Linked DNA regions of Mus musculus: region 1 is linked to region 2. The links are chromatin loops, found by intact Hi-C in ENCODE. Cell type or tissue: heart. All regions are shown on one strand. Links, peaks and the distances in the headings refer to the core of each region. The heading gives the core; the rest is flanking DNA.

Region 1 (14,960 bases), core at 4,044-8,043, 240 kb before region 2:
CTAAGGTCAAATCTAAGTGGATTAAGGAACTCCACATAAAACCAGAGACACTGAAACTTATAGAGGAGAAAGTAGGGAAAAGCCTCGAAGATATGGGTACAGGGGAAAAATTCCTGAATAGAACAGCAATGGCTTGTGCTGTAAGATTGAGAATTGATAAATGGGACCTCATAAAGTTGCAAAGCTTCTGCAAGGCAAAAGACACGGTCAATAAGACAAAAAGATCACCAACAGATTGGGAAAGGATCTTTACCTATCTCGAATCAGATAGGGGACTAATAACCAATATATATAAAGAACTCAAGAAGGTGGACTCCAAAAAATCAAAATACTCCATTAAAAAATGGGGCTCAGAACTGAACAAAGAATTCTCACCCGAGGAATACCGAATGGCAGAGAAGCACCTGAAAAAATGTTCAACATCCTTAACCATCAGGGAAATGCAAATCAAAACAACCCTGAGATTCCACCTCACACCAGTCAGAATGTCTAAGATCAAAAATTCAGGTGACAGCAGTTGCTGGCGAGGATGTGGAGAAAGAGCAACACTCCTCCATTGTTGGTGGGATTGCAAGCTTGTACAACCACTCGTACCTTCTGTTTTTAAACTGTATTGAGACTACAATGAGTTAAGGGTTAAAAGATGAGTAAAGAAAAGAACCTGGATTGCATACACATTCAAGCATGCTCTTTCTACTCTTCACAACAGCCCTGCCAGGTGGTTTTATGCTCTCAGGAAAAATGAGGCCATGAGCTTGCCTAAACCAAGAATGAACTGTGAGCAGAAGTGGGGCTGAAGTCCACATTTGTGAATATCAGATGCCTAAGTTCATTCTATCATGTTCCACTGCATCCCTCAGTGAAGTAAGGGTGTGTGTGTGTGTGTGTGTGTGTGTGTGTGTGTGTGTGTGTGTTTGCTTATAAGATCCTCCAACTTCCCCACACAGGAAAAAAAAAAAGGAGAAGACTTTTCTTTCACTTAAAAGGCCAGACTGGAAGCCGGGTGTGGTGGTGCATGCCTTTAATCCCAGCACTTGGGAGGCAGAGGCAGGTGGATTTCTGAGTTCGAGGCCAGCCTGGTCTACAAAGTGAGTTCCAGGACAGCCAGGGCTATACAGAGAAACCCTGTCTCAATACACACACCACACACCACACACACACACACACACACACACACACACACACACACACACACCACAGCACACAACACCACACACACACACACCCCACACACACACCACATACACACCACACACACACACCACACACCACACCACACCACACCACACACACACACACACACCACACACACACACCACACACACCACACACACACACACACCAGACTGGAGGAGATTGGGAGAAGAATAAAGGGGGAGGAGAAAACCTTTGCTTTTACAGAAACTAAGGTCTCTCATGCTTTCCCTTCGTTATTGGTGAATGTATCATTTTTACATTTATTTCTTTTATTCCTTTCCAATTTTCTTCCAATTAAAGCAGAATTTTAGACTTTGGGGATAAGATGTGCCATACCACTTCCAGTAGGATCTGTGTGACAAGTTCCAGAGACTGAGGCGATCGACCTCAAAATGGGGAGAGGGAGGCCTCCTGGAACCAGTTGTGAAACTCTTCGCTGGAGAAAAAATATTGAGTCTTAGTTCTCATGGCAATCTATCTGTTTTGTTTCCTCTTATTCCTTTTCTTATTTACATGTTCCTGGTAGCCTAGGCCAAGATCTTAAGCGAGAATAATGGGTAAGAAACCATCCCTAGAGATGGGGCCACTAACATGACCTTATCCCCAGGGAAACCAACACTTTACTTTCTAAATCATTTACAAAACTATGATGATAAAAAAAACTTTCCCAACAATAAAATTTCATATGGCTACACGTGTCATCGGAGGTGGATTTTGGTATATGGTAAAGAAAGCCATAATTAGAAAGAATTTAAATAGTTTGAATTTATACATTGAAGATTATAAAAATTCAGGCACTAGATGTTAAATAATAGTTGACCATGGGGCTCGAAAGTTAGTTCAGTGGTTAAGAGCACTGATCGTTAAACATTTATTAACCTGCTCCTGGAAATATGCCACTAGCCGTGGACAACAACCCCCACAGAATACATCCTTTTAGAATTTTTATATTTTGATGATTTATAATGATGTTACCTGTTCTATTTGTCATTCACTGAATACGTAGTTTCAGAGTTGTAATGCTTGGATGATTTTTGTGCTTTACTGTTCCAAATGATTTTTGCTGGTATCTGTGATTGTTTCATTGGATAGTTTCTAAGAGATGTAATGTTTGTGTTTTTTTGTTTGTTTTTGTTTTTGTTTTTAATGTGTAAAACCTCCTGCTTGAGAGCTGCAGAATACACTCAGATTCAAACTGCCTCTGTGTTTGTTTCTGTTTGTCACTGCCGAATCCTTACCCACCTAGCTTCAAGGACCCTCATTCTAGGGATCCCCATACCTGAATGGGGTGGTCCGTGGCAAAGATGGCTGATTAGAAGCTTCGTATGTGTGATCAGTCAGGATAGCAGAGCACAGATGCTATCATGGAAAAAGAGAAGAGCATAGGAGTTGATGATAATGTCCCTACAAAGCATGGAGAAGCAGAAAGGCTACACAGAAAAGGGAGGAAACACCTTTGCCTACAGCTGTGACTCCCTGGGAAGGGACAATAGGACTGACTGAGTTTTGCACTATGAGACTACCATTAGCCTCTGAGTACCTGGGGCAAAATGCTGTGCTTTGAGTCTGAAATTTTCTAAAGAGCTCATATGTTTAAACATCTGGTGCTCAACTTTATGTGGAGAGCCTGGTTAATAGAAATGGGTCACCAAGGGTGGGTCTTGAAAGATGTGTAGTTCAGATATAGCAGTGGTCTAGCTTTTGTTGGTGCTTGTCTATTATCTTCTGAGGCAGGGATTCATGTAGCCCAAGCTGGCTTCTAACTCCTTGTGTAGTTATGATTTTGAAATTCTGATCCTCCTGACTCTGCCTCCCAAGTGTTGAAAATATTGCCAGTGTTGATCACCACATCTATCTCAGATAGTTCTCACAAGAAGAAATATAGATCGCCAAGGAATACATCTTTTAAATGTTTGAACATTCTTAGTCATAAAGAAAATTCTAATCAAAATTATACTGAGATTGTATCTCACTTCAGTCAAAATCATCATCAAGAAGACAAAAGTAAAGAAAGAAAAGAATGTAGGAGAAAAGAAACAATTCTAATAGAAATGTAAACTAGTACAACCACTATGGAAATCACAGTAGAGATCTCTCAGAAAACCAAAACTAGAATTACCACATAATTTTCTTAAGTCACTCTTGGGTGTATACCTAAAGGAGCAGAAGTCAACATATAAGAGGGATGTCAGTGGTGACAGTCCCACACTGCTACCCTCACCAGCTTCACTTCTCCTAGACTTGTAAGTACCTCGACTCAGGCCAAATTAGAGGAGAGGGCCTTGACATGGAAGAGAATTTTGAGACTGGTCAGTATAGTGAAGAAGAGATTAAAATCTGTTAAATGATGATTTTAATATAGGCCTAAGCGTTATTATGAGAATGAGAAGTACTCAGAAGAAATGCTACATGCCCAGGTTGGAGTATGTGCTTCCCAAGGGAGAAGAAGGGGAGGTAAGAGGCACCTGTGCGCATGCTCGCCTCAAGGGAGAATAAGCAATTGTCTTACACACACACAGAGAGAGAGAGAGAGAGAGAGACAGACAGACAGACAGACAGACACAGAGAGACAGAGAGAGAACCTTGTTGACTCTTAAGCTATTTCTCAAAAGGTTACTTAGACTCCCTCTCCTTTTTTCTTCTTAGAAAAATCATCAGGATTATGGCTTGGAGGGAGATGGCCTTAGGCACTTGGTAATTGGGCTGAAATTCTTGCTTGCCTACTGGCAAAAGCTTCCACAGAGTTCCCAGCTGACAGGTTTCTTCTTTTCCACTTCTCATGACATGAAGCTCTGGGGATGTCTATACACCCATGCCCATTGTTTGGCTGTATAAAATAGTCACGTTATGGAATCAGCCTAGGTACCGATCCATAGCATGAATGGATAAAAAGTGTGGTTTATACACATTGAAGTATTGTTCAACTGTGAAGAAGAGAAAAATTATGACATATTCAAGAAGATGAATGCACTGGAGATCACCATATTAAGTAAAATAACCAGACTTAGATAAATACAGCATTTTTTTCTCACATGAAAAACCTAACTTTGAAAAATTCCATGAAAGTAGAAACAGAAATATATGGGGAGAAGTGGACTTGCTACAAGGGGGAGAGAAACATTCCTATCTGCCCACAAATGCTTTCTTGTCTTTCTCAAAGAACCCACCACGTTAAACACAAATATCCCTTCACTTCTAGAACAACGAATTCTTCTGCTGTTATTCATATTTCTCAGAAATATAGGTTTTACTTCCTCATATTTCAATAATATTTCATTTCATTCTTGGCCCTTTTCCACCTCCATTTCACTGCTGTCATTACCTGTCATCCTGACATTACTCTAAGTGAAAGTCTCATACAACTATGCAAAGTTCCTAAATCTTTAGTGCAAAGAATGACCACCTAGTGAATATCCTTACCCTCAGGTTAGGCATAGACATGGTCATCCCCAAAATCCCACCAGAGGTCTCATAGTATTCACCCACCATTATTTCCTCCTTCCTCCCTAAAAGATGTACTATCCTGACTGCCCATCCAGTGGGTTAGCTTTGTTTTAAGCTTTATATAAACTGAAGCATATTTCTTTTGTGTCTGGTATCTCTTGCTCATACTTGTAAGTATGGACATAATATTGCATGCACTGAGGGATTATTTAATTTTGTTGCTGCATAAACAACACGTGTGTGTGTGTGTGTGTGTGTGTGTGTGTGTGTATGTGTCACAATTCACCTATTTTGTATTAATGAACCCTTGGGGTTGTTTCCATATAAAGACTTGTTCAACAGTTTCCATTAATCTTCTTGTTCTTGTCTTCTTGATACACATATATTCATAATCATCTGGTTTTTCTTTTGAAGAAAGAAAGCTCTGTTTGGGAACACTGTAAATTAGATTGGACCAATTAAGACACAAGAGCACAAGAGCATCAACAAGTTAGACAAGGTTTTCTTGAGCAGCCCCTTCTCTTATGAGAGATAGAGAAGCTGCAGATCTCATAAGACAAGGCACTTGGAGACAGCCACATCCTTTCATGTTATTTCATGCAAGAATCCAGAGAATGGGAAACAGAACTACGCTATATAATTAAAATTAGATGCAAGTTGCTTGCACCTAGAGTAAAGGCAACTCATAGTGGTCAGTTTAATGCAAGGGCTGCTTGCCCAGCTCCTTCTGAACTATAGAGCTGAGGGCTGTGGAACCACCTGGGGATGAGGCATGAAGAGGCTGAAGAGGACTGTGGATCACAGTCATCTTGTGGGATTTTGCTTTGGTTTGTGTCTCACTCCTGAAGTCAAGGTTAAGACCTTGGAAGAACGTGGAGGGTTTAAGTTGGCTCTGCTTATCCCTCTCTTACAAATAACCTGGGAGGAAGAAAGGATGTACCACAGAACCCCCAGCAGGTGCTTATCACAGTGCCATAGTTAATAACTGCAGTTTAAAACCTGAGCCTATTTAGAAGTCAGTGGAGATGAGCAGAGAACAGCTGCATTGCAATGCTGACCATAGGAATGCTTTACATTTATGTCATATAACAGTTTACAGAAAGTTTTTTTAATCCCACTCTCTGACATTGAGAAATCTTTATTTATGGCAGCCAGGTAGGTATTATCCTGGCTGGTATTATGTTCATCTGTGGACTAACAAAATCGATTGGAAGGCAGGGTCACTACCTTCATCCACTTCTTCAGTCCCTTTTCTGGGGTGCCTAAGTAGAAAAGACAAAAAGGTCTGGAAGTAGCCAGCGACTCTGAATAGTTGTAAGAGCAGGCGTGGAGGAGTTGGTTAGAAGGGCATGCGGTCTGAGAGTTCTACTCCTCCGGATAGTTTGGAAACACCAGGGAGGCGCATCTTCCAGTCCTTGCCCTGGAGGTAGGGGTCTCTCTCTTTAGGCACCTACCAGAGTGTTTCAGAAGGTGAAGTTTCACAAAGGGTGACAATGAGATGGTACCGCCCCTCCCGGATGGACGCGCTGGCGCCCTCTGGCACCCCGAGCCTAGAGGCGCAGAGGGGTAGGGTGAGGACCCGAGAAGAGCGGCCAGCCCAGGTGCGCCAGGGGTTGGGCAGGAGCCCGGAAGGTGCGCTGCCCCGCCCCACCCCCTCCTTGCGCCTCCCGCGTGAAAGTGAAAGTTCCAGGGCCCCAAGAAGGTCAAGGATTTGGGGGGCGGGGCTGGCGCGGACGTGGGAGCAGGCGCTGGGCACTGGAGGGGCCATGGATGGGCTCGGCCGCCGCCTCCGAGCCAGCCTGAGACTGAAACGCGGCCAGCGGGGTTAGTGCGGGCCACAACGCGCGGGGGAAAGAGGGCGTGGGGTCCCCCGAACTATAGGCTCGGTGCGGCACTGGGGTCAGGAACGTGGATCAGTTTGGGCGGGATCTGTGAGGGCTGGGCAGGAGGCAGGTGAGCTCAAGGGAACAGGTAGAGGTCAACAAGGGGACAGATCTGCTGGGTCAAGGGGGAACCTGGTGGCCAGAAACCTACAAAGGTTGTGGGGCCCCAAGGGCCACGTGTCCTTCTATCCAGGAAGCTTGTGGTGCAGCCACTTTGTGGCTAAAGAGCTTAGGCCGTCAAGCCCTCCGGGAGGCGCTTCCCTTCCCTACTTAACTGGATTTTTTTTTTCAGTTCCCGAGGAGATCCAGCTTGTCCCTGCCTTGCAGATAACCGTGCCACAAAAACTGGTCTCCCCAAGCCCTTAGCACTGACCTCAGTAGAGCAGCCAGGTAGATCAGCTCAGCTGTTTCCTCAATCCGGACCTTGAGTTCTGACCTGTAAAATTGGAATCTTTTCCCTGTCCAGGGTGGATTATAGGGATGAAATTAGATGTGCCATCCGTTTCCTTTCTCCTTATCTGGAGCACTGGGACTTGGAAGAAGGGCAATTAGGATTCATTAATGTATCCATTCATTCAACAAACATCTGTTGCTGTTTATGTCTGGCCAGTGCTATGGCTGAGCTGTCACCCTCGGGTTTGTTCAGACAGAGCCCATGCTTCTGGAAAAAAAAAAAAAAAAAAAAAAAACCAGTTTGTAAGAGTCATTCCCAGAGAGCTCGCCTCTTCCTGAATTTGCAAGTGAAGATATCAGTGGCCCCCTCTCATAAGAGGCCTCAGAGCTGAGGTCGGTACTTCCTTCTCGTAACTGTAGGGACTTGTGACTGCTCTGCTCTTTGTACCTTCTCGCTTCTACCACACTCTTCCAGCCTGGTCGTTATGGCATATGCCTCTTCTACCTGCGTGCCAGGGAGAGGGCAGCAATGGCTGGAGCAGTATGTTGGGAGGAGATAAGTCCTCTTTTTGCTACAGAGTTCTGGCTTGGTTTTCTTGGGCTTCCTGGACCTGAGTAATCTGCTACTGAATGGCTAGGGTCTGCTTCCTAGGGCTCAGAGGACACATTTCAGTTGTTCTCCACCTTACCCTCACAGCAGCATATGGCTAGCAATGGTACCTGGAGGATCTTCCTTGTGGTGGAGGAACAGGAAGGCAGGCATTCTATATGTACCTGGTCACAACTTTAGCACCTGTCAGGTCATATGGGTGTGACTCTTTCATCTTTCTTACTGTCCTCTTGCTTCCTGGGGGATTTCCCCTTCTGGTTCACTGGCTCAGGCTGTTTTGTCTTAGAGATGTGTGTGTGTGTGTGTGTGTGTGTGTGTGTGTGTGTGTGTAAAACACTGGTAGGGAAGACTGTTACGGTGATTCTGGGTTGCTAGCAGTTCAGCAAAGAACACACAACAGCTTTTCAGATCAAGGTTCCCTAAAGTCCCCTCTCTTCCTTCAGGTGGTTGTGGGAGGGGCTTCCTGTTGGAGGAACAAGTATAACCAGACGCCTGACTTCCCTAGAGGAGTGGCTCCTCCCTCAATTAAAATTGAGGATAATAATCCATTCCAGGGCATCCGGGTCAAGTGAGGTGCCTTCTACTATAGAGGAGTTTGATGCATATTGATCCTTCTCGTGCTTTTCTGTGAGAACCCCTTTTGAAAGGGGGAGAAGGAGAAAACACTCTGTTGGATCTTGAGCCTCAGCCCAAAGGTCTTAGTTACTTTTCATTGGTCTGGGATTTCTGACATTGCTGGTCCCTTGTTTCTCCTGATAAAGCAGGAGGAAATGGAGTGAAAAGCCAGCCCCAAGGACTGAGGAAAAGACATTTCCTGAGCTTCTGGGATGACCAGGAAGATGACTCTGGCCCCCCAAGCCATTTGCTCGCCACCCATCCCACTCCACCCACTACCTCTTCCTACCGGGAGATGTTTACTGTGTAATACACCAGAAGGCCTGAGCCTGGATTTGGAACTTTTTATGACGTTCACTTTGTACAGATCCTGTTCATTTTCAATTGCCTCCGAGTGACTTAATGCCTCGGTTTTCCTTTCTGTACTAGGCATGCTCTTGCTCCGTAAGGCAACCAGTAAAGATTATGCAACATGTCTATACAGGCTACAAGTAAGACACAAGTACTTTCTGTGGTGTCTTGCTTCCCCGTTCTCAAGATCCCAACTCTCATCATCTGTACTATGATTGCTGCTTCCGCCACAAGTCAATGTTGGGTTTCTGAGTCCTGCATTTTACCAGTGCCACAGTTTCAGTGCTCTTAGGAGTAGGGTGACAGCCTTCCTTCTTACCATAGCAACACACTCCCTCCCAGAGGGCTGCTAATTCTTTGCAGGAGTGGCAGACACAGGCACCAGATCCTTTTACTTCTTCCCTCCCCATTAAGTTACTTCTGGGCAAAGTCTCCTTCCTCTTATCCTGTACATTTCCTTATTCAGGACTTTCTGTTTAATAACCCAGGGTATCAGCGACTACTTTTCTCCTCTTCCTCAATCTCTAGACATAGTACTGGGCCTGCTGTTTAGCTTGTCCTGGCCCAACCAGAGGAAAGGCTGAGCAGGGGTAGGGGAGGGGTGAAGATGCTCTGTACCCCTACAGCTGCTGATGCAACTAGGCTCCTACTCTAAGCTGGGGACGATTTCCCGAGTCATTGCTTCCTTTTAGTAAAGATGGTGAGAGAAAGGATTCTTCCGGAACCCTGGAATAGTGAGAGAGATTTATGCCTTAGATCAGGAAAGATTGCCAGGGAGGAGTGGGTGAAGTAATCACCTTCACAGCTATTCTGTATATCTGGGCCTCTCAGAGGTGGGCCTCTCCTGTTACAAGTTATTAGTACATTTAGAGAATGAGTGGGCAAGTCTACTTATCTGAATCAGGGCAATCTGGCATCTTGGCTGCAAGAAGTGTTCAGTCCTGGGTTCCTGAAGATCCTTGATGTTTTAGATTCGCCAGTTGGCCTGGTGGGACTTTGCAGCTCCCGACGATTGCTTGAAAAGGTGATCGTGAGCAGTGGAGGATGAGGGATGTAAAATACCTGTGCTGTGCCCCACGAGGCACTGGAGTCCATAGTCTGATCTTCACAGGCATCCCTCGCTGCCTGGGTTTGTAAATAAACTCACCACATGGTCTGCAAGCACTGGAATTGAAAGCCCTTGGCCCAGAAGCAGCTGTGCCTTGAGATGTTTGCTCATGACCTTTTCTGTTACCACACCCTGGGGCTCTTGGGAGGAGCCAAGAGCTGAGTTGTAGTGCCAGGATGCTGCTTCTGTCAGTGCCCACACTAAGCTGCCTCGTGGGTCCTTTCACATCCTTCTTGCTCAATTACGGAGTACACAGGATGGAAACTGCTCTCTGCCTTTGGGAGACAGCGTGTGGCTCAGCTCAATAAAGTTGTGATTGGAGACCAAGGCAGAAGGCACTTTCTCAGGCTTTCTGTGGCCAGCCTGAAGGAGAAAGAACATCCATGCCCCCAAAGCTCAGAATGATGGAAGGACAAGGGGTAGGCCGAACCCTCAGGCTGCTCCGAAATCGCTTGCCACGACTTCGAGCAGGTCAGAACTGGATTGCCTACTTCCTTTTTCGGATGATCTTTTTATGGGCTGATTCCTGCTGTAGTGATCCTCTTTTTCCTTTATATGCTCAAACCCACATGGCCCCCATGTGGTCAAGCCAGGAGGATTGCCTTATCAGTTTGCAGAGCTAGTCCCGTCTGTTGCAGAGGTCTTGCTATAATTACCAAAAAATGCCCTATGGGTCTACTCTGATTATTTAGTGCAAATTTACTCAGGGCTCACAAAATACCCAGAACTGTTGCATCAGGCAGACTATACAGTGTCAGGCATCAGGCCTCCAAGAACCTCCACAGCATGGCATGGCTCCTCGGTTCTACATCAGTGTTTTCTTTTCTTCCTGTGTCACTCCACAGTTTCAAGTTTCCCAGGGCAGGTATGGAAATTGCCCCCTTGGCTCTGATCCTGCCTGGTGGTGCCTGGTCAGGCTTGGCACTGTAGCCTTGAGGCATGGTTGTTGCCCAGATTCTCGCTCGCACTACAGAATGGAGGAGTGGAAAGAATACTCAAGAGACCCTTGCATCTCCATTTTAGGACAATCCCAGAACAATCCTGGGGAAGCTGTCACAGAGCCAGAAAGGATCCAGGAGCATTCTCCATCTAGCTTTGCTGGAGGCCAGCACTTCTTTGAATACCTTCTTGTTGTTTCTTTAAAGAAAAAGCGTTTAGGGGATGACTATGAGCCCACGATCACTTACCAGTTTCCCAAGGTAAGGATGGAGGGAGAAGTGGGGCCTGAGGATGGAGGTGGGAGGACGAAGGTGTGTTTAAAAGGTAATAGAGGAGTTCTATGTCTTACCACGCTGCCTGGGCTCTAGCCCTGAGCTCACTGCTCTAGTTTCCTTTGTAGCCCAGCCCTAGTTTTCTGTAATCACCCAGAGAATCTAGGTCTGACTGCTTTGTGAAGGACTGACTGAAACTCTGGAGCAGGGAAACAATGCTCTTGCCCCTGTGGGAAACCTTCAGTTCTTCCAAATTCCACCTCAGTCACCTTTTCCTACAGGAAAACTCAGCTTCTGCTGGAACTACTAAGAAGGGATGGCCTTCCTGGTTGTGTGGTAGAGAATCAAGCAGGCCCCCGACTCAAGCACAGCCTAAGATCAGTCTCCCAAAGTATTAGATCTCTTCTTGCCTGATCATGCACTGGGTGAGGCGTAATGTCCCCTTCTTACCAGCCTCTCTTGTTAGAAGGTTTAGCAACTGGAAGGGTTGCTTCTTTTCTATGATGTGGTTTCTCTCTGATGCCACCCTCTCAGGAGGTTGGTCCAGCTGACCTTTCTAATCTTCTTTTTGAATATGTAAATCCTCAGGATACTGAATTCCAACCCAAGGTTACATTGATGTGGCCCAGAACAAATTGCTTTCTCTTTGAGGTTCTTCCAGCTAGACTTAGAGTTCAGACTGTATGGTACCAACCAAAGGCACCTTTGTACCCCATGTTGGTCAGAAAGAAGGCTGACAGGCTTCTGACCTCTGCTTCTTTGCCTAAATTCCACTGTCTTTTCCTGACAGAGGGAGAACCTGCTCCGAGGTCAGCAGGAGGAGGAGGACCGGTTGCTCAGTGCCATCCCTTTGTTCTGCTTCCCTGATGGAAATGAGTGGGCACCACTCACAGAGTATCCCAGGTAACCACTCAGCCTGCAGGAAAGGGTATCAGATTTGGATAGAAGGGCAAATGCGTGGCTCTTGTCCCCTCACCTGGTATGAATGCTGAGTTTTTGCCAGGGAAATATTTTGCTTGGGATCCTTTAGACAAATGATTGAAGCTGTGACTTGACTTTCTCTCTGAAGACTTTAAAGAGTCTCTTACCTCTTCCTAGAAGAAGAAATTGCCTTTTAAAAATGTTTTTATTTATTTATCTTTTTCTACTCTGGACTGGAGAGAAAGACTTTGGCCTCTACAATAAGGAAATGGTTCTTGCTTGCATCATGAACACTGGAAGCAGACCAGGACTTCAATTTTTAGATAAGAAGTAACCTCAGAGCCTTACTTACCTGGTCCTTAAAGTGGTGATAATAATTGAACCTTCTTCAGAAATGTTTAGTTGAGTCTCGAATGAGGCGATGCATTAGAGCTTGACACCATCAAGTGCTTAGTAAGTGACTGCTGTGATTATCCCCATGATTAATCAGCAGCTCCCCTTTGTCTTCCTCTCCCCTCCTCTGAAGCTGACTTCACTCTTGTTTTAGGATCCAGTGAGCAAATGAACACCATTGGTCTGCTCTCTCTTAGGGAGACCTTCTCATTTGTCCTGACCAATGTGGATGGGAGCAGGAAGATCGGATACTGCAGGCGCCTCCTGGTTGGTGCAATTCAGAACCGCCCCTTCCTCTCCAAGGCTGGGCTTGCCAAAGACACGGCTACAAAAGCTTAGGCTTGGTGGGAATGGTGCATGTAGGGAGAATACACATCAGCATGTGCCGCCATGTTAGTGTCCCTTCAGGAATCCCACAAGAACAAGGACGTGCTGCCCCTCTCCTCTGCTACCACAAGGCTCTGGCCTGTGTCCTCCCAGCTTAACAATTCTACACACAGGAAGAGGTTCCAGTTGGACCCTCTTACTGTAGTCTTCTGCACCCAGGCCTGCTTGTCTTGTTCCATGGAGCCTCCCAGACACTCTGAGATTTGAATGATAAGGTTTAATTCTTGGCTTTCAGGACAAGGACTCTCTAGACACCTTTATAGCCCTTTCCTCTTTAGACATTTCCTCATGGCTAAGACAAACTTGGTTTTGTTCTCACTGAACTTAAGCTCATGTTGGCCATGAGTCAGTGTTTACCGTTGGGTTACTAGCCCCAGAAGGCTGCCACTATCACCTTTTTCCTGCTTCTCCTCCCCCCTCTTCTCTCTCTTCCTCCTCATCTCAGCACATACCCATTGTATAAACAAATAGGCTTCATAGTTGGGTTTTTTTATGTGTGATCATGTATTTTATGTGTGACCATGCCCACCACACCAGTTCCTTTTCTCTTCCCAAACATTCATCTCTCTAATTTCATGTTTTTAATCCTTTTCCTTTATTATTTTAAAAGTGTATGAGTGTTTGACTGCATGTATGCAAGTGCACTGTGTGCATGCCTGTTGCCCATGGAGGACAGAATAGGGAGCTAGATTCTCTGGAACTGAGTTAGTTACAAATGGTGGCAAGCTGCAGTGTAGGTGCTGAGACCCAAGCCTGGGTCTTCTGCAAATGCAGCAAATGGTCTTAACCATTGAGTCATCTCTCTAACCCTCCTGTACCCCCCCCCTTTTTTTTTAGACAGGGTTTCTCTGTATAGCCCTGGCTGTCCTGGAACTCACTTTGTAGACCAGGCTGGCCTCGAATTCAGAAATCCGCCTGCCTCTGCCTCCCGAGTGCTGGAATTAAAGGCGTGTGCCACCTTATTTTATTTTTAATTATGTCTGTGTGTGTGTGTGTGTGTGTGTGTGTGTGTGTGTGTGTGGTATATGTGTAAATGTGTGTGCATACCTTATGAGGTCAAAGGAGGGACATCCCCTTCGCTGGAATAAAAGACTTCAGTGAGCCATCCATGTGGGTGCTGGGAGCTGAATTTGGATCCTATGGGAGAGCAATATGTGCCCATCACCACTGGGGCACATCTCCAGCCTCTCATGTCTTTTGTTTATGTCTTCTTTTCTAAAATCCAAATCCTGCATATGAGATAGAAAATACATTCTGTGCCTAGTTTCTTTTGCCAACTGTATCCATTTGTCATAATTTCATTCCTCTTATTAGCTGAATAATACTCCATTTTGTTTATATTACACACCATCCTTTTCTTTTCAATTGTTAAAAGACATTTGGACTGGTTGCACAATATGGCAGTTGTAAACTAACCATCATCTTTTGACTTTGGTGGCTGTTTTAATCCTTCTGCTGTTCGTTTCATGAACTAATCCCATTTGTAGCACTCTACCTTTTGTCCCATTAGTCTCAAGTGGGAGAAACCCTTGTGGAGGGTGCAGCCCTAAAGGAAATTCTTGTCCCTCCCCAGCCTGCCGGTCCTGGTCCTCAACTTCCCAAAGTGTACTGCATCATCAGCTGCATCGGCTGCTTCGGCTTGTTCTCCAAGGTAGGGCTAGGACAAAATTCCTTGGAGCCTGTTAGGCAGGCCTGTTCAGCTCTCTTGCTTGCCTGGCAGCTTGCCTTGCAACTTGAGCTCTTGGTAGAGTGCCTTCCCGATAGCCCAGCCAGCATCAAGTATATTGGGTAAAATGGAGACAGGAGGGACCTGGGCTCAACCCTATTTCAAGGAAATCTAGAAGGCTGTTTCTCCTGAAGAAAGAGCTATTGTCCATCCTTCCTCTTATCTTCCTGATTGCTATGAGGCTCAGATGAGGTATAACATGTGGAAATTTTTCACACAAGAGAATGAAACCCACAAGTCTGAAGGCAAATAATAGACAGTACCCTAACTCGGATGAGGTTAGAGGAGAAACTGATGATTAGTATTGCTGGGGCTATGATCAAGGTAGTCTCCCAAAATGAACTTGACCTATCTTGGTGACCAGAAGAATGCTGGGTGTGGAGAGGAACTCCAGTGGCTTCGGCTTGGGTGGATCTTACTTCTGTGAATTACACTGAGGGCTGATGGTAGCCTCACCCTGATGACAGTCCAGAGGAAATGGGACAGTGATACCCAAAAAGTTAGGCCAACATGGGAAATGACTTGCTAGGCTTAGTAGTTTCATGTCGGTGTTAGGAGAGAAAGGAATATGAGAGAAAAATCAAAAGAAGTCTTTGAAAAGTAGGTTTTGTCCAGGAGATGAAAGCCAGTTATAGAGGGGCCTAGAAAATACTAGAGAACTGACAGGACTAGCGTGAGAGTCCTGAGTACTCAGTAGAATCCCTCTAAGCCTTCCTTCCTG
Region 2 (14,960 bases), core at 5,638-9,637:
CAACAATGGAGGAGTGTTCCTCTTTCTCCACATCCACGCCAGCATCTGCTGTCACCTGAATTTTTGATCTTAGCCATTCTGACTGGTGTGAGGTGGAATCTCAGGGTTGTTTTGATTTGCATTTCCCTGATGATTAAGGATGTTGAACATTTTTTCAGGTAGCCTCGATTTCTGTTGCTTCTGTTTTTATTGCTTGCCTTCTGCCACCTGATTATCTCAAGTGCTTGCTGCCCTCAATATATCTGATTGGAGCCTGTCCTTCCTATAATCATGGTTGATTCAGGACTCCTCAGAATCTAGGTTTCTCTGTGATCCTGTGATATTGGGATCCTGTGAACCTGAGATTCTGGGTGTGTCAGAATTCTTGGCAGTCAAACTTCCTCTGAGACCCTGAGATCCTGGTGTGTCCAAGCTCCTGGTATACTGTAATCCTAAGATCCTGGGCGTGTTACAGCGCCTGGAAGTGGTGTCTCCTCTGGGGACTGTGGGGCTGTCTGGTGTGTTTGAAACCAAGTTATACTAGCATCGACCAGAAGGAATGCAAGCTGCTGGTCAGGCAGGGCTCCTGTGTCTTTGCTCTTGCTGTCACAGGCCCATCACAGTTTGGAACAGATGTTGTGTTCCACTCCCCAGTGATCCCAAGATCTCGTGGAGAGTCCTCTGGAGACCTTGAGATCATCTGCCGAGTTCCCACCCAAGGTGACCTGGAGCTGGCGCCAACTGGATGGGACTTGAGCCCCTGGTCAGGCGTGTTTCCTGCATCCCTGCTGCTGGCACAGTGTAAAGAAGACCCCTGTCTTCTTTACACTGGATGGTTTTAGCTTCTTTGTCAAAGATCAAGTGACCATAGGTGTGTAGGTTCATTTCTGGGTCTTCAATCCTATTCTGTTGATCTACCTGTCTGTCACTGTATCAGTACCATGCAGTTTTTAATCACAATTGCTCTGTAGTACAGCTTGAGGTCAGGGATGGTGATTCCACCAGAGGTTCTTTTATTCTTGACAATTGTTTTTGCTATCCTATGTTTTTTTCTTATTCCAGATGAATTTGAAAATTGTACTTTCGAACTCTGTGAAGAATAGAGTTGGAATTTTGATGGGAATTGCATTGAGTCTGTAGATTGTGGGTTTTTTTTTTTTTTTGTCTTTGAGTTTGTTTATATAATGGTTTACATTGTTGGATTTTCATATATTGAACTATCCCTGCATCCCTAGGATGAAGCCTACTTGATCATGATGGATGATTGTTTTGATGTGTTCTTGGATTCAGTTTTTGAGAATTTTATTGAGTATTTTTGCTTCGATATTCATAAGGGAAATTGGTCTGAAGTTCTCTTAATTTGTTGGGACTTTGTGTGGTTTAGGTATCAGAGTAATTGTGGCTTCATAGAATGAATTGAGTAGAGTACCTTCTGTTTCTGTTTTGTGGAATTGTTTGAGGAGCATTGGAATTAGGTCCTCTTTGAAGGTCTGATAGAACTCTTCACTAAACCCTTATTTCCTTAAGTTGGGGATGTTTTCATCTATGATTTTGTTGAAGATATTTTCTGGCTCTTTGAGCTGGGTATCTTCACTCTCTTCTATTCCTATTTTCTTATGTCTTTTCACTGTCTTGGGTTTCCTGGATATTTTAGGTTAGGAGTATTTTATGTTTTGAATTTTCTTTGACCGTTGTGTCAGTATCTTCTAAGGTATCTTGTATGCCTGAGATTCTGTATTCTATCTTTTCTATACTGTTGTTGATGCTTGTATCTGTATTTTTGTGTTTTCTTTATTGTTTCTACTTCCAATGTTAGGTCTCGGACTGCTTTGTTCAGTTCCTTCAACTGTTTGTGGTTTCCTGTATGTTTGTTTGTTTATTTGTTTGTTTCCAGATAGTGTTTCTCTGCATAGCCCTGGCTGTCCTGGAACTCACTTTTTAGACCAGGCTGGCCTCAAACTCAGAAATCTTGTCCTGGAACTCACTTTTTAGACCAGGCTGGCCTCAAACTCAGAAATCTGCCTGCCTCTGGCTCCCAAGTGCTGGGATTAAAGGCATGTGCCACCACCGCCTGGTCCTGTATTTCTTTAAGGAGTTTGTTTCCTCTTTATAGGCTTCTATCTGTTTGCCTGTGTTTTCCTGTATTTCTTTCAGCGAGTTATTTATATTCTCCTTAGAGAATTCTCTTATCTTCATGAGATAGGATTTTAGTTCAGTATCCTGGTTTTCAGGTGTGTTGGTGTATCCAGAGCTTGCTGAGGTGGGAGAACTGAGTTCTGATCGTGCCAGAATATATTGGCTTCTCTTGTTTATGGTCCTGTGCTTGCCTCTTCCCATCTGGTTATCTCTGCTAACTGGCCTGCGTGACTCTGTCTGAAGCCTGCCTCTGGTGTACTTAAATTACTGCAGGTATCCTTGGAGGCTTTCAGACTCTGGGATCTTAAGAGGCACAGACTCACTGATGATCTTGCAGGTGGAAGGCACTGGCAGAGTTTGTGCAGGGGTGCAGATGGGGTGGAGATAAGTCCTGAGTATGCTAGGCTCCTCAGGGTTGCCATCTTCTGTGGTTATTTGGGGGAGCCCCTTACTGTGGCCCTGGCTTTATCATATCTCTTGGGGGACCTGGAGACTTGTGGGGTCTGCAGAGGAGCGTAGATGCTGGTGATCTGCCCAGGCAGAAGGCTCAGGCCTGAAAGTATGTATCTTTTTTGAACAGTTGTCCTTGATCGATAGATCTGGATCTATTTGCATTCTTCTACATGGAGACTAAATGAAAATGAAAACACAACATACACAGGCCTATGGGACACAATGAAGGTGGTTCTAAAAGCACAAATGCATCCATAAAACAAAACAAAACTCTGGAGAGATCTCTAATAAATAAATTAAAATCACACCTGAAAGTGCTAGAACAAGAACAAAAACAAAACAAATCCCCACAAATCCAAACTAACAAAAAAGAGGAAGAAAGGAAGAAAAAAATTACATCCAAAAGGAATAGCTAGCAAGAAATAATCAAATTTGTGTTGGAAATCAGTAAACTAGGCACACACAAACAAACAAAACTACATAGAATCAATTGCATAAAACATGGATATTTTTGACAAAAATCAATGAGATTGATAAACTTTTAGCCAAATTAACTGAAAGACACAGAAAGAAGATCCAAATTAATAGAAATGGGGACAAACTGGGTGACATCACAACAGACAACAAGAAAATCTACAGAATCATAAGAAACATCTAAAAAATTTGTACTCCACCAAATATAAATCAAGATCAGGTAAACAATATGAAAAGATATAGAACTCTCTCTCTTTCTCTGCCTAAGCTTGGCTGTCCTGGAACTCACTCTATAGACTGACCTTGAACTCAGAGATCTGCATGGCTCTGTCATCTGAAATGTTGGGATTAAAGGCCTGTTCCAACATGCCTGGATTTAAACTGTTTTTGTTTGTTTGCTTGGTTGTTTCAGCTAGAATCTGTTTTGTCCTAGGCTGGTCTTGCACTCAGATCTGTTTGGCTTTGTCTCTTGGGAATAAAGGCTTGTATTTCCATGCCTAGACCTAAATTTAATATGGTGGGATCTTGCCGCAAGATCACTACTCCCTTAATTCAATTTAATATCCTTGAACACAGGACTCAGCTCCATTTTACTTCCTGGTGCCCCTTTAATACTCAAACCATATATTTTATACTTCCCCTTCCTCATCTTGCTATGCTTGTTTAAAATGCTCTTCATGAGATTTAACCAGAGAACAAAGTCTATGATGGGCATTTCTGAGACTTCCTTTGTCAATGCAATTATCCGAGTCTCTTCACCTTAGCCTCAGGCAGATTCTTAAGACAAGGGCAAAAACTAGCCACATTCTTCACTAAAATACCACAAAAATGGTCCCTAAGCCACAGATTGAAATTCTCACTGAAGCCTCCTGGGCTAGGTTCACATAATTTAAATCACTCTCAATAACAAAGTCTTCCATATTCCTACTAGGATAGCCCATTAAGCCCATTTAAAGGATTCCATGGCTTTCCAAATCCAAAGTCTCAAAATCCACATTCTTCCAAATAAAAGCATGCCCATGGATGCTTCTGGTTGGTGGCTCAGTTTCTGGAAGCTCCCTGGAGTCTGGGTTAGTTGAGATTGCTGATCTTCCTATGGAGTTGCTTTCCCTTTCAGCTTCTTCAGTCCTTCCCCTATTTCAACCATATAAGTCTCTGATTTCAGTCCAATGGTTTGGTGTAACAGTCAGCTGCTGGTAGAGCTTATCTGAGAACAGCCATGCTAAGCTCCTGTCTGTAAGCACATCATAGCATAGTAGTATCAGGCCTTGGTTCCCCGCACAAACATCCCCAGTGAGATGCATCCCAAGTTGTGACAGTCATTGGACCTCCTTTAATTCAGTCTCTTCTCCATTTTTGTCTCTGCTGTTCTTTTAGATAGGAACAATTCTGGATCAGGAATTTTGACTGTGGGTTAGTTAGTAACTCTGTCCCTCCACTTGAGGCCATGTCTTATCTACTTGAGGTGGACTCTTTCAGTTACCTTTCCCCAGTGTTGGGCATTTTGTTTGAGGTCACACCCAATGAGTCCTGAGAGTGTTTCACCTCCTAGGTCTCTGGTACTGATACTCTCTAGAGGGTTCCCCACCTCCCACTCCCTGAGGCTGCTTATTTCCATTTATTCTCTAGGCCCTATGGGCTTCTCCCCTGTCCACTTCCCCCTCAATATTTGATCCCGTTCTCCTTTCCCTCCTCCAGTCTCCCACCCGTATCCTTCCCCCTTCAGAGTGGGGTTGAAGTCTCCTCATTTGGGCATTTCTGCTTGTTATCTTTCTGTAAGTTGTATCCTAGATATTCTGTACTTTTTGGCTACTATCTACTTATCAGTGAGTGAGTACATACTATGCATGTCCTTTTGATCTGAGTTACCTCACTCATGATGATATTTTCTAGTTATATCCATTTGCCTGAAAGAATCATGATGTCTTCATTTTTAATAGCTGAATACCATTCCTTTGTGTAAATGAACCACATTTTCTGTATCCATTCTTTGGTTGAGGGACATCTGGGTTATTTCCTGCTTCTGGCTATTTTTGAACATATTTCATTTGAAGATGATTTTTTAAAACACTCAATAGATCTCACCAATGTACATTAAAACCCAGCTACATGTAATGATAATTACTGAATATATATTTTGCAAATTAAGAGTGAGAGACATAGAATCTTCAGACAAACAACCTAAATTTAAAACTTAGCTCTACCAATTACCAACTGTGTAACTTCCAGAGAGTTGTTTGCTCTTTCAATGGCTAGTTTCTTAATTTCTTAATTTTTTGTATAATGATTTTACTGGGTTATTTTTGCCATAAATGAGTGTCTATTTATAATGCACATATCAGTGCCTAGAATATGCTATTATGTATACATTTTGTAGAGTAATAATAGGTAAGAGGTAGTAATTAAAATCATGGGAAGGGATATTATCAGCTGGGGACAAATAGTTTTAGAAAATAAGAGAAACAAGGAATGAGAACTCATTTATTTAATAAACAGAAATGGACCCTTATAACACACCAAGTAGATCAAAAGTTAGAAAGAAAAGCATATTGCTGTTTCTTCAAGAGTGAGAGAATAATGATGTTGCTGACTAAAGATTTTAAGTGTGAGATAAACTGCATTAATTGTAATAAAGAGCTGCAAGAATTGTTTAATAAGCATGTAGGATGCTATGATCCAACTCCCAGGATTTTCTTCTGATGTGGCTATGGTCTTATTATTATAGTACTTGGACTCTTGCCAATAGGCATGCCTCAAATATCAGCCTCTTTCCATAATTGCCTTGGCTACAGAATTCTTTCTTAAATGTGGGAATGAAACTCCATTTTTCTTTTGGTCACAGCATGGGTGCAGTGACTGATTATTATAAGCATAAACCCTCATGTTTTCTTCCTCTACAGGAAAAAGTTTGAGGGCTATTTCAGAATTGGACTGAGGCAGAGAAGATTTTTGTTGAAATGTATCTCAGGCTAATTTCTCTCTCTGCCAAATTTTTCTTTCACTGAAACTGATAATCTAATAAACTTCTTGTCCTCCCAACATCTGGATAGCACAACCTGTGATAATTAGTCTTGAAGCTTTAACCCAGATGAATAAGAAAAGCCCGACTGGAAAATATAATCAATAAATGGCAATTGATAAGATAGCAAACAAGGTAGGCAGCCTCCCAAGTGCCGTACCCCCCCCCCCCACACACAACACACACACACACTTAGACACACACAAACTCTTAGAGAGGGTTCTCACTGTATAACCCTGGCTAACCTGAAACTCACTTTGGTGACTAGGCTGACCTCAAATTCAGAGACCCACCTGCCTCTTCCTGAGTTCTGGAATAAAAGGTGTGCACAGCAATGTGTAGCAAAACGCATTTGATTTTTTTGTTTGTTTGTTTTAGTTGTTGTTGTCATTGTTGTTTTTTCCTAGTAACTTTGATTACATAGACAAAAGATGCCATAAAGCTTGAAAGCATTAAGGTCTGCCTATCTTTCCTGATGTCTTTAGTATGAGAACAGGGTACTTTATTGTCAAATAAATGTGCTATACAAAAATAGGAAAATGATACTTTCTCTTGACATATCAAAACCTGAAGTTCTTAAAAATCTTTAACGTTTAGCAGTTAGGGGTATGAGTAAACCTTTCTTCTTCCCTTTTTGTGAGACTAGATTTCATGTAGTTCTTGATGGCCTTCTACTAAGTAGCCAAGGGTGATCTTAAAGCCCCTATCGTCTTGCTTGTACTTTCCAAGCGCTAGAATTGCATATGTGTGTCACTAAGCCTGGTAATTCCATTTTTAAATAACCATATAAACCTTCAAATTGTCTACCTTATCAGTGTCCTGAATTTGAACACTGCAGCATACAAGATTGCCTATGTCAAATAAAATTTTATCTTTGAAAACACTTTCATAATATTCCACACCTAATTAAACTATAATTCCTCCTACCCATTAAACAGTATGATCCCAATTCTCAAATAGTCATTAACTGCAGGACTCTAGAGAATTCTTAGAGCTGGTTTCTGGAAATTAAGAGTTTCAAAAAGTTTATACAGGGGATTTAATGCACAGACACTCAAAGAATTGAATACATGACAGTAAGATACAGTTTTAACTGAGGTGTTAGTGTGGGAATGGAGAAAATGGTTAATCGATTAATGTAGAGCAAAACTTCAAGAAACAGAAAAAAATAATCACTTCTAGCCATGAGAAGGGAGATAAAGGTTTTCAACAATTTATGGCAACTACCAAATGCCTATCTGTGTCTACTGAATAAAACTGCTAAGGAGGACATTATTACATTGGCTTGCAAAAGCGCATGTACAAGTGCAGACAATTTAAGCCTGACACCGGAAGTATTTCATTTCATGTAGGCAGTGAAAGCACTTTCTCTTTTAGTTCCTCCTTTGATCCGGAAGAAGAGACCTCAACCTTCGCTGTCGATTGGACCACGTCATAAGGGCGGGGCCATGGCGATCCATTCGCCTTGGTAACCATATGTGACGTAGCTGTATGCCTAGGATCCCTGGCTCTAGGAGCTCGGTTTTAGTGGGCGCAGACTCCGATCAGGCCCTGTCGTGGGTGGTGCTATTGATGCCACGCCCCCCACGTCCTCTCTGACTGGCTGTGATGCGTCACGTAGCCAGAAGAGACTCGCCGGAAAACTGTGAGCTTGCCTGAGGTAGGAGTCTTCCGGCTTCTACAGCCACTTCCCACGGAAGCTGGGGGAGCCGCCCTCTCAACTATCTCCCGTCACACCCTTCTGTTCGCTCGCCTCAGACGCTGCCCTTCCACACCCGTGCTCTGGTTCGCGCCTACTTGGGGACGCTGTCCCCCCAGTATTCACTGCCCTATCCCCTCCCACCCATCTAAAATGTCTAATAGTCTCCAGAGCGTCATTCTGAAAACCGCAGAGGAAAAGTCAGGCTCGCGCTGGTAAGTACCAGTTCCCAGTTCTTCAGGCGCCCGCCCACACCCTGTGACTTAGGTTGTCATGGCCGCGTCAGCTGACGTTCAGCCGCGCGCACCGGGTGCTAGCTGCGGGGATGTGGGAGCACAGCGCCATCACAGCACACCTCCTTACACCGCACCCACTGCACACCAGTGCAGAGCCCTTGGCTCCCAGTCCTCTCCAAAATGTAAAGCAGCCCGCGATTACAACGCAGCTACCATCTCCTGGCCCCCAGCGCGCCCTACGCCACCCGCTCGAATTTCATAGGCGGAACAAGTAGATACCCACGGAAGTAAAACCAACTTGGCGATGCTCCAAGAATCTCAAACACTTACCAAAACACCCATCGTGGATTAGCAAGTGCAGCCCCGCGGCGCTGTAACTTCAAGTGAAAATAGTCCCATTTTAATGTACTTAGAAAATGTGTTCTAGAACAAGGGACTTTAGTATTTGAAAATTTCAACTAATATGGAGAAAAGTAAAAACTTGAAATGTGTTTTTCCAGGTAACACATTTGAAACGGGTCTAAAAGGGGTGCATCTCATTGGTTGTCTCTACAAAGGAACAGTTGGAACACTGTATGGCTCTGGTTAGGTAGGAAACTCACTATAGCCAGGACTGTCCACAATACAGCCTGGGTTTACCTCGTGTTAGGATTACAAAGGGTTCTGACAGTCTTTGGTTTGGAAATGTATCACCAGTAACATTTTTCTTTTAATTTTGTGTTAATCCAGATGAAATAAAAGCAGGAACAACAGAATATTCCTTAAGGAACAATTCTTTAATTTATGCTTTCCAGAGTTAATGAGTGCTTGTTGAGAAGCAAAGATTAGTAAGTCTGTAGAAGGTAAATGAACAACATAAAATCTAAGAGCAAAACTGATGAAAGGGGATTGTGGTTGAAAAAAGAAAATCTACCTGGTGTTTATTGCAGCTTTGTTTGTTACCATTTATGAGACTAATGTTTCACTTTCTAATAAAAATAATGGTATCAGGGAATATTTTGATAACAACAGAAAAGAAATAATTTAAGAAAGAAAGGATTATTTAAATATTTGCTCCAAGTTTAAGAACATGAATTTGTGTCCTGTTTCTAGGTTTCTTTTAGTTACAAGTATATACAAACCCAAATTGCAATGAAAAACCAATAGTGATTTTAAAAAAAACACACACACACATTTTCCTTTAAAACAATGCTCTAACAAAAACAAGTGACCATCCTGTGTCAGCCTTGCCAGTAGCTGAATCTTTAGGAAGCTGTTACTATGCAAGTACCCCCCCCAAAGTCATTAACAGTAACTAGTGAGCTGTTAACATAGAAAGAACTGTTATATAGCAATAGAGACGGCTCTTTGGTAGTCTGTATTTTGTGGAAATTTAAAGATAAATTGTATCCTATACAGAGAAGCAAAAGTAGAAGAAATGCTTTTTAGTCAATAATTTTATATGTTTTACCTGTATATGATATATTATAGATGATATAACTTATGTGTTTAAGATCATATTCTTTTCCAGTCCTATAAGATTAAGTGGTGCATTAAAGTTTTTTATTATGCCCTTGGGCTCTCTTTTAAACACTTTCTAACAATTTTGGCAAATTTTTAAGTCAGAAAAATATCTTAAATTCAATTATGTTTTGGTTACTTTCAACTTCTTTAATTCATTGGCTTATTTTCTTGTGCCTTGTTATATTTTCATGCTTTTATTTCTTAAATTTTCTGATATCATAACATATTCGGAGTAGTATTGTCATAGAGAATATTTATTACTTAATGTATGTAATTTAATCAAGCATAAAAATAGGAAACTCAGTTTTATAAGAACAATGCAAAAATCTGTATATTTGCAGTGTAGTAGTCATTTAATTATTAAGATTTGCATTGAATTCTTATTTACTCAGTTGTGTACCACAGGTAGCATAATAGCTCTAACGTTTGCTTTGGTCTGGTAACTATTTCATCTATTGGAGATTGAGTGTGCAGAAAATTTTTGGAATAGGATTGATGAGATTAAAATAGGTTTGAGTAACTAGTGACCGTGCTGATTTAGAATGAAGATTGTATTTCAGATGACTTCAGAAATCCGAGGGCTTGGATAAGATGGTAGAGAATTAGATTTAAAGAAATGGAATAAAAATTACACATACCTTATTAGGAAATTACTAAGATTTATTGAGAAGCTTTCTTGTCAATATTTGTGAATTAAATGAGACAAAGACAAATGTCCAGTTAAAATTACTGCTCTCAGCATGTGGCTTCATTCACTTGGGAAGAAAATGTTTCATTGCTGGTTGATGTCTTTGGTTGTAAAGTTTTATCTTTACAACTTCAGAGTAAACTTGGAGAGACATTAACACCATATAAGCTAACTGGACTTATGCAATTGAATTGTTGAACCTTGCTTTTTATATAAAGTATAAATAAGATTCCTTAAGGAAAGCATGTAATTCTGTATAAGTTATTGAAAATATTTTAAACCCTTGTATTTTTTTTTCAGCTAAAATGTTGATGACAGTGGAGGTCTATATTGCTTGGCTTTTAGGATTAAAATTAATGGTGATATTATTCCATTAATAATATATAGTATTTAATATTATATGAATTGTAACATATAACTTCTTACATATTTTTTATAAATAGCAAGAAGGGAAAGTTTGGTCTCCTAACAGATGAAAATACGTTATTTTCAAAACCATAAAATTTCATTAGCCTCCAACATGTTAATTATTTCATTTCTAATCCATGAGTGATAAAATATCCATATAGAGTAGTAAAAAACAAAACCAGAAACCTCAGAAATTAGTTTTGTTAGCATGTTTATCAGGACTTTTAATTTTGAGTTAGGCTATGACTGCATTGATCAGGCTGTCTTAAACTGAGACTTAGTGATCCTCCCACTCCTACTTGAGTTTCTAAGTACCTGGAACTATAAATATATGCCACTGTGGTTACATAGGTTTTTCCAAACTTAGTTAGCCAGTATGTCTAAGAGTCAAAATTAGAAGCCTGTATGTAATCTTTATATTTCTCCTTTCTCTTTTTAAGTCTTAAAATTTTGTTTTTTTTTTTTTCAGTGTCATTTCTCAGTTCAAATAGTCTAATGTATAATTAATGCGCTAAACATTCTAAGTGACTAAACTGCCTAATAATTCTAAGTAACCTATTGGTGACATTAGACTACACAATGTGATCTCTAAGAAAATGGAATATCTTGAAGAAAGTGTAGTGATTTTTAGTTAAATTGTTAAGTCAAAGATTCCTACTAAATCTGAAAAATGTATTTATTGGTTGAAAGAGTATGTATGAATTTTATTCTGACTTACCACTTTTCTCTTTGGAAGTTCACATTTCAGTTTTAAGAACTCATTTAATTTTGTTGTAGTAAATCAAATCATATTTTAATAGCTTGTAGGAATCAATTCAACTAACACGTTAATTTGCTCTATTAGACACAGAGGAGATATGAATAGAATAAGCTAGCCTTAAAGAATTTGTGGTCTGTGATAGATTATATGAATTTCTAATAATATGTAGGCTTGAGAAAGCCACATTTGTTTTTCTGTCTTTGGTGGGTAAGTGGCAGTTGGGGAGAGAGAGAGGGAGAGGGAGAGAGAGATAATACTGCATATAGTATATTTTTTGTCATATAGTATATTTTTTTAACATAGAATATGAAATATTAAAAAGTCTCTTTGTTCAGTTATATTTCTTAGCTGTGTACAGTTTGTAAGCATGTATTTGTGTTGCTATAAATGGATTTAAAAAGTAATACAGATAAGTCAAAGCTAATTGAATGATTAATCTATGTGAGCTCAATATGTGAATAGAAATCAATGCTGTTACATGGTTGGAAAGTAGAGTATAGTACTCGTTTTAATAAAGATTAATTTTAACTTGTTGAATTTTAAATTCTGGTATTTAAATTAAAATATTTTTCAAAAGACCACAATTATAAAATGAAAATTAAATGTGGGTTAGGAGTAAAAATATGTACTAAAATGGTCTTTATTGCAAAGGAAATAATTGAGAGAAATAGTTAAAGCCTTGAAAATTAGTTCAGTCTCTTCTTAAGGGGAAAATCTTGAAGGAGTAAAACAGGGTTAAACTGAACTGGGCAAGAAGTATATTTGGAAAAATAATCAAAGATGAATATGTAAAGTGCAGAAAAGTTAATACAGAGATATTAAAGTCAAGAAAAACAAACACATTGGGATCAATAGAAAGCATGAAAGAGAAGAACTTCATAAGGAAGGTATAGTAACTGTCACCCCATGTAAAGAACAGGTGAAAGAATGACAGGCTTAAGTTTGAAGGCATACTTGATAAACTTTGAGAGTGACATTTTAGTAGAGTCACAGAAAATAAACCACAAAAGAGAACTTCAAGACAACTTTATAGGATACTGTTTCTTTGTTGTAGTTTATTAACACTATATAACAAGTTCCTCTCATTGGTCTTATATCTGCCTTATAATCTTTTTATAATCCTATATGACTCCAACCTTTAAAAACGAAATCTTACTTTCTTCAAAATCACAATAGAAATAAAATAAAAAGAAAAAGAGAGGAAGAAAGGAAGGAAAAAATAAAGTACTGATTTATATATGCTCTGGTTTATTTCAGTTTAAGAAAAAAAAAATCCCCTCTGACTCCACTTCCCCTCTGGCTACTTTGTACGATTTTCCCCTCTTGACAGTTAAAGTTGTTAGCTATATATACGTACTATCTTTTTGTCTATAATGTAGAAATACAAATTTATATGTTTAGAATTCCATACAAGTGTATATTTTACACTGTGAAAATATCCCTCATAACCTCTACTTTTCTTTTTCTTGTACTCCTAGTTTTCTTTTTTATTATCATTCTTTTTTATTTTTTTAGATATTTTCTTCATTTACATTTCAAGTACTATCCCTTTCCTAGTTTCCTCTCCAAAACCCCCTATTCGCTCCTCTCTCCCCCTGCTCCCCAACCCACCCACTCCCACTCCCACTCCCTGGCCCTGGCATTCCCCTATACTGGGACATAGAATCTTCACAAGATCATGGGGTTCTCCTCCCATAGATGACCAACTATGCAATCCTCTGTTACATATGCAGCTAGAGACACTAGTCCACCATGTGTTTTCTTTGATTGGTGGTTTAGTGCCAGGGAGCTCTAGGGGTACTGGTTAGTTCATATTGTTTCTTCTCCTACGAGGCTACAGACCCCTTCATCTCCTTGGGTACTTTCTCTAGCTCCTTCATTGGGGACCCTGTGCTCCATCCAATAAATGACTGTGAGCATCTGCTTCTGTATTTGCCAGGCACTGGCATAGCCTCACAGTAGACAGCTATATCAGGGTCCTGCCATCAAAATCTTGTTGGCATCTGCAATAATGTCTGGGTTTTGTGGTTGTTTATGGGATGGGTCCCCAGGACGGGCATCTCTGGGTGGTCCTTCCTTCAGTCTCAGCTCCAATCATTGTCTTTGTAAATCCTTCTATTGGTATTTTGTTCCCCATTCTAAGAAGGATGGAAATATCCACACTTTGGTCTTCTTCTTGAGTTTTCTGTGTTTTTCAAATTGTATTTTGGGTATTCTGAGATTCTGGGCTAATATCCACTTATCAGTGGGTGCATATCATGCATGTTCTTTTGTGATTGTGTTACAACATTTAGGATGATATCCTCAGATCCATCCATTTGTCTTAAGAATTTCATGAATTCATTGTTTTTAATAGGTGAGTAGTACACCATTATGTAAATGTACCACATTTTCTGTATCCATTCCTCTGTTGAGGGGCATCTGGGTTCTTTCCAGCTTCTGGCTATTATAAATAAGGCTGCTATGAACATAGTGGAGCATGTATCCTTATTACAAGTTAGAACATCTGGGTATATACCTAGGAGTGGTATTGCTGGACCTTCGGGTAGAACTATGTCCAGTTTTTCTGAGGAGCCGCCAAACTTATTTCCAGAGTGGTTGTACCAGCTTGCAATCCCACCAGAAATGGAGGACTGTTGCTCTTTCTCCACATCCTCACCAGCATCTGCTGTCACCTGAATTTTTTATCTTAGCCATTCTGACTGGTGTGAGGTGGAATCTCAGGGTTGTTTTGATTAGCATTTCCCTGATGGTTAAGGATGTTAAACATTTTTTTCAGGTGCTTCTCAGCCATTTGGTATTCCTCAGTTGAGGATTCTTTGTTTAGCTCTGTACCTCATTTTTTAATAGGGTTTTGGTTTTCTGGAGTTTAACTTCTTGAGTTCTTTATATATATTGGATATTAATCCCCTATCACATTTAGGATTGATAAAGATATTTTCCTAATCTGTTGGTTGCATTTTTGTTTTATTGACTGTCCTTTGCCTTACAGAAGCTTTGAAATTTTATGAGGTCCCATTTGTTGATTTTTGGTCTTACAGCACAAGCCATTGCCGTTCTGTTAAGGAATTTTTCCCCTGTGCCCATGTCTTCAAGGCTCTTCCCCAATTTCTCTTCTATAAGTTTCAGTGTCTCTGGTTTCATGTGGAGTTCCTTGATTCAGTTAGACTTGAGCTTTGTCCAATGAGATAAGAATGAATCAATTTGCACTCTTCTATATGATAACCACCAGTTGAGCCAACACCATTTGTTGAAAATGCTGTCTTTTTTCCACTGGATGGTTTTAGCTTCTTTGTCAAAGATCAAGTGACTTTAGGTGTGTCTGGATCTTCAATTCTATTCCATTGATCTACCTGTCTTTTGCTGTACCATACTCACTGTCTTTATGTCTACAAGTCAATGATTTTCTCCCCTAAATTAGTCTTACTAAAACTATTAATGACTCATGTCATTGTTTCTACTGTAGATGTTTAGCCTTAATCCTATTTGACTCCAAGAAACTTTTAATATAATTTTGTTCAAACTCTTTCTTTGTTTGGCTTCCATTGCATCAAAAATAATTATTCTCTTTCAGTTGCTTAAAGAATAGTTGGAAATCACTGATA

What was found. Peaks named below come from ENCODE experiments on the same cell type or tissue, not always from the same donor. Only the 100,000 strongest peaks of a DNase experiment are listed, where the experiment ranks them.
Region 1: it touches region 2 in a loop (1.9-fold over the local background); 3 of 42 quality-filtered maps call a loop at or near these places.

The regions. Positions count from the first base shown.
Region 1 is chr3:106,476,249-106,491,208 of GRCm38, forward strand. It overlaps 2010016I18Rik (RIKEN cDNA 2010016I18 gene), which reads right to left and starts at 9,665. Exons shown (of 2, transcript NR_033207.1): 1 at 9,556-9,665; 2 at 5,738-7,185. It overlaps Dennd2d (DENN/MADD domain containing 2D), which reads left to right and starts at 9,792. Exons shown (of 12, transcript NM_028110.2): 1 at 9,792-10,072; 2 at 10,625-10,800; 3 at 11,603-11,715; 4 at 12,324-12,393; 5 at 14,087-14,164. The coding sequence starts at 9,985. In heart, for the core only: a CTCF peak has its summit at 6,179; a DNase peak (open chromatin) is centred at 6,313; H3K4me3 peaks cover 1,325 bases; H3K27ac peaks cover 931 bases; H3K27me3 peaks cover 784 bases.
Region 2 is chr3:106,714,132-106,729,091 of GRCm38, forward strand. Lrif1 (ligand dependent nuclear receptor interacting factor 1) reads left to right here and starts at 7,551. Exons shown (of 4, transcript NM_001039488.1): 1 at 7,551-7,975. The coding sequence starts at 7,914. In heart, for the core only: a CTCF peak has its summit at 8,105; DNase peaks (open chromatin) are centred at 7,660 and 8,030; H3K4me3 peaks cover 2,101 bases; H3K27ac peaks cover 1,498 bases.